Regions from separate parts of the Mus musculus genome. Here region 2 is linked to region 1. Evidence: chromatin loops called from intact Hi-C (ENCODE). Cell type or tissue: left cerebral cortex. All regions are shown on one strand.

Region 1 (2,500 bases):
CTACTAAAAGACAAGACCAGATCATTTGTCCAAATGAAGGGTTTATCGCTGGTGGAAAAACGAACATAATTTCTTCAACATTAAAAGGACAATAGAGGCTTGGGCCTGGTTAGGGTAACTGGTACCAAAAATGGGCGACACACTATCTGCAAGGGGGGACAGCCTGAGGGGGAGTTCAAGTGGGTGACACACTATCTGCAAAGGGGACAGCCTGAGGGTTAGTTCTGGGCTGAGCTGTGTGGAGCTTTGTGCAAGGAGAGCTGCTTCCTCTCTTCATGTACCCATCCCAGGAGCTACATGTTCCACTGTGGCCCTTTGCAATGGGAAAAGAAAAGCTGCTACTGGTCAATACTCCTTTACCCCGAGCACTGAAGAAGGGCCTCCTTTCCTTCTTCATCTTGAAACAGCACTTGCTTTTACACACACACACACACACACACACACACACACACACCGGGCCCCCACAAACAGGAAATTAGAAAAATCCCTTCACAGAGGTTGCAGAGATGCAACAGGCCATCCTAAGGAGGTTTTCCCAGGCTTCTCTGGAACTGTGAAGGGGAACAGGTGCCCCTTGACCCCACCCCACCCCATGATTCAGATGACAACCCCTATCTCTGAGAGGTTGAAGCCATGGCATGCCCTGGCTCACACCAGGCCGAGAGCTGCAGAGGGCCCAGTATGTAATTTCTGCAGCATGCGTGAGATTTTACACCACAGACACTCTGCAGAGGTTCGTGGGGTGTCACGAGGACTGTTCTGTGACAGTTCTTGCTTTTGCCCTTACTGTCGCTTTACCTCACATTTCTTTGCTGTTTGTGTTGTTGAGAGGGAGGTAATCACGTTTTTAGATGGGTTTCATTCATACGACCATAGTCTTAGGGTGACCTCAGAGATGGAGCCGGAAATGGCAGCTGTGGATGATGTGGAAAAGTGGCAAACAAACAGACACACTTTGGTATAGACAACAAATATTCATTTCTGTTACCTAAAGAGATCGTTTTACTTAATGATTTTTAAATTTTTTTAACGTTTCATTCTAAACTTAATCAAATTGTTAATTTTTCACACAAAATAAAACAAAACAACAACAACAACAACAAAAACCAACAAAAAAGCAACAAACAAAAAACCCATAGACGTTAGGAAGAAATCTGGATGTCACGCATCCTGAATCTTCAGTGATTTTAAAGTTTCACCAGGGGGCGCTCCCACTTCACAGCCCAGAGGCAGGAAGGACAAAGGACCACAACTGTCTCATGCTTAACTTGCGGGCATACACTGTCTTGTTTGCATTTTCAACTCTTTCTCTTCTTCTCTCTCTCTCTCACACACATTGTATAAAAAAGCCCCAGTGAGCTTACGCATGCCTCCCTTAAACACTGGAGCACAAACTAACACCACCACAAAATTAGCAAACACAGACAATTGTGAATTACATTGCTCCTGGCACAGGCCACGGAGTTATGTGAAATCTGCATTGAATTTTTGGTTGTCAACATCAGTATAAGAGTACATTAACATAGGATATCAAAAAATATGTCTCTGCTGGGCCACCCTGGGGCGAAACCTGTGGTTGCTCTGCATTGGTCTCTGGGTGGTACCAGCTTCTTCACCCTCTGTGGTAAATCTTTTGGTCAGCCCAAGTCGCAAGAAAATGCAGAGTCAGGAAACAGACTAATTAAAGAAAATTCCCCAAGGACAACCCAATGACAGAGCCTGAGAAGGAATTAGTCCCGAAGCCTGCTTTTCAATTCGTGTATAAGTTTCATACATTAAGAAGCCTGACGATCGTTTTGAACACACGATTTAGGCAAACAATAAATAGAACATTTCTTGTGGGAAGGAAATAAGGTATTTCAAAGTCAGAAGGGAGAGAGCACAGTTTGCCAAGTGTAGAACCCCACAGAGTCCTCTGGCCTGGAGTTTCAAACTGATCCAAACCCTTTGGGGGTTTGAATTTCTTTGCTGTTGGCAAAACACAATTCCTGCTTCAAAGAGAACCGGCATTATGAAGGCCTGTTACAGAAGCCTCAGAAGACTTCTGGGGCACCAAATCACTCTTACAAAACACCATTTTGATGAGTTTAGTACAGATTAATGAAAAACATATGGATTAAATTTTTCTTTAAAATTACATTGGTTCATCACATGAGCAGAAGGGGCTGTAAAAAGGCATCCCAGCCTTACAGAGCTCTGGACACTTTAGCCGTGGTTTCGGGCGCTTCTCAGGCAGATACGGCTCCCCGGCATTGTGGTCCATAGAGGACGTGGAATCCGTCCCTCTGCCTTGGGCTTGGCAAACACCAGTGGGTAGTCTGAGCAGAACTTCAGGTTTCTTCCGCAAGGGTGAAAAACCAACTCGTGTGGCCTGGCAGTTTGTATTGTCTGATCGAGAGGCAATGCCTCTCAAGTAGTTGAGAACTTCTCCAAAAACGCATGACAACAGCTAATTATTCATTCTTTTCTGAGGGCCCCAGAAGGACAATATATCTGTTAC
Region 2 (2,500 bases), 1.1 Mb after region 1:
CATAGTTGAGGATGACCGTGTACTTCTCATCTTCCTGCCTTTACCTCCTGAGTGCTGGAGTTAAAGGCATATGCCAGCCCACTCTGTTGATGTGGTGCCGGGGACAGAACCCAGGTCTTTGTGCTTGCGATGCAGGTGCTCCATCAGCTAAGCTTCCAACCCTTTTTGCCTTGATGTCACACTGTCACAGAGAGGTTAGGTTCCCAGCCATCCACTGGAGGGTACCCAGTGCCTCTCAGAGAACATGACAAATGCGGACCTATGACTGGATCCACTCTGCCTGCTACTGCAAGGCAGTCTCCACTACGCACCACCTCCAGTTAGCTCATCGTTAACGCCACAGAACGGAGATCGTGTTTGTACGTAACCCTTCCACCTTCCTGATTTTTCCCCTCTCAGAAGCTACGATTGGAGCAAAGAAAAGACAGAATATTAAAATTCCAGTTTTGCATTGCTGAACTACTTTCCCAAAGACTCTGACTGGTTAATTCTCACTGAGTGCTTGTCTAGCACCCACCGAGTCTTAGAATCCATCTCCAGCACCATGTAAACACACACACACACGCACACACACACACACACACACACACACGTGCGCATATATATGCATGCTTTTTATTCCAGCACTAAAATCATTCCATTGGATCCAAATGGCACCTTTGAGAGACTTGGAGGCAGACAGAATGGCACATCCTAAATTTGTCTATGAATACAGAGGTGTAACTTTTTGAGGTATCAAACCCTTAGAGATCCTTGGTACCACAGCCTGGATGCGTGCAAAAATAAAAATATAACCTCTGGGTAAGCTACAGTCTCTGGAAGTTCTTTTTTGAAGCCACCAAGAGCTTTCAGCCTTCTTGTGGTGTGATGGGTTCTGCCCTCTGTACTGCAGGTTCATTTCCTGTTTACTCATGCAATTACTTGGTCTTTCATAGGAGGGGTTTCCGTTAACTTTCAAACTACATTTCACATTCAGTGTTGATGTCTCAGCTTCCAGATGTAAATCTGTGAGACACTACAAAGCATATCTCAGAGGTATTCTTGGTATAAGAGAAAATCCATACTGATGTCGATTATTGGTGGCCTGAGGAGCTGAACAATCTTTAGGATGTTTGTGTACTGATTTTTCACTCTTGAAACACCACAGAAGTACCTCGGTGTCTATAGAAAACAACTTAAAGACCTTGTTTCAAATAACGCCCTAAGATTATTTTTGTGTAGAAGACGCGGACTGTTTCTATGGAAACAGGTTTTCTCTATTTCGTTCCGCTGCTGCCATCTAGAGGACAGGAGAAGTACAGCAAGTCCTAATGCGTCATTTTCCCCTGACCCAACCCCGCACCGTTGCCTGCTGCCCTTGAGTTAGTACCGCCCTGCTTATCTCCTGCCCTTTCTCAGTTTACATCACAGGGTTCTTGCCCAGAGAATAGATTGATCCTGTCCAGCTGAGCACAGGCGGATGCAGAGTGAGCCTGGTGCCTCTCAGTCCTCTCACACCTGTGGCTCCTCTCTCATCACGGATGTGAAGTAGGAAAGAGGTAGTTGATGAACTTGCTGTGGGATTCTTGGTGCCCGGCAGAATTCCTATGGAGGTTGCCAGGCACTGGAACCTTTTAGAAGGATTAGAATGTCCCCTTAAAGAATTCCCTTGCAGGGCTGGATTGGCTACCTTGCGAGCACAAAGTGATCTTGGTACCTCCCCCAGTCTCTCGACCACGCTGTGTTGCGCTTCCTGTTCAGTGAGCTGAGCCACCAGGGGTTCTCACCTGAAGCTGGGCAGGTGGCCCGACAGCTTCTTGAAGTTTTTCTGTGTCCTAATCTGTGAGCCAAAAGAAACTGCATAAAGTGTACCGTTTCAGAAATTGTTTTAAACTAACAGGAAGTGAACCTGCAGGCTTCCATCTCATCTGTTTTTAGGAAGAGACTTCTAGATTGAATACATAAAAGCCAAGTGGCAATAAAATTATGCATATCTCAGTTGCTCCATCAGTAATGGCACCAAGGCGCCTCAAAGTCGATACACAAGACGCTCCTCCCCAGGGATACCCACTGCCCCCTGGAACTTGCTATAATAGAGCATCCGTACCATTTTGCAGAAATTATTTAATTTTCTGCCTTCCACACAAAGCTATTGGCCTTCATCTGCTGATGATTGTTGTAGCCCTTACACCGAATAGACATCCCATGAGCGTTGTTAATGAATACATGAAGAGTATAGTTTAAAACCTTTAAGTTAGTTTCACCAGTTCTCAGAGTAGTTTAGTGTGGAACATTCCCATAATAGCGTAATTGCAGGTCAGTAGGCAGCCACTTCTGACAGGTGTGAGGTTACAAGGCTGGAGCCTCTGATCTGTCATTAGCTTCTTTACACCATCCCTGTCATTAGAAGGTGTGTTTGGACAAATTGTAACAAGTTTCTTAAGTGCAGACCAGCCGCAGTGCTGAAGCAGTAACACCTCTCTCCCCAGCATGGGGTAGTTAAACGGAGGGCTAGTTGGAG

The links. Hi-C counts contacts between places; a loop is a spot of excess contacts. Peaks named below come from ENCODE experiments on the same cell type or tissue, not always from the same donor. Only the 100,000 strongest peaks of a DNase experiment are listed, where the experiment ranks them.
Region 2: a loop joins it to region 1, with 2.9 times the contacts of the local background. A loop is called at or near these places in 16 of 42 quality-filtered maps.

The regions. Positions count from the first base shown.
Region 1 is chr3:35,102,139-35,104,638 of GRCm38, reverse strand. No RefSeq gene overlaps it. Among named protein-coding and RNA genes, the nearest start is that of Gm35255, 150 kb to the right of the region's middle. In left cerebral cortex, a CTCF peak has its summit at 1,203 (motif pointing right); a DNase peak (open chromatin) is centred at 1,217; H3K27ac peaks cover 751 bases.
Region 2 is chr3:33,955,250-33,957,749 of GRCm38, reverse strand. No RefSeq gene overlaps it. Among named protein-coding and RNA genes, the nearest start is that of Gm23175, 2.7 kb to the left of the region's middle. In left cerebral cortex, a CTCF peak has its summit at 1,288 (motif pointing left); a DNase peak (open chromatin) is centred at 1,289.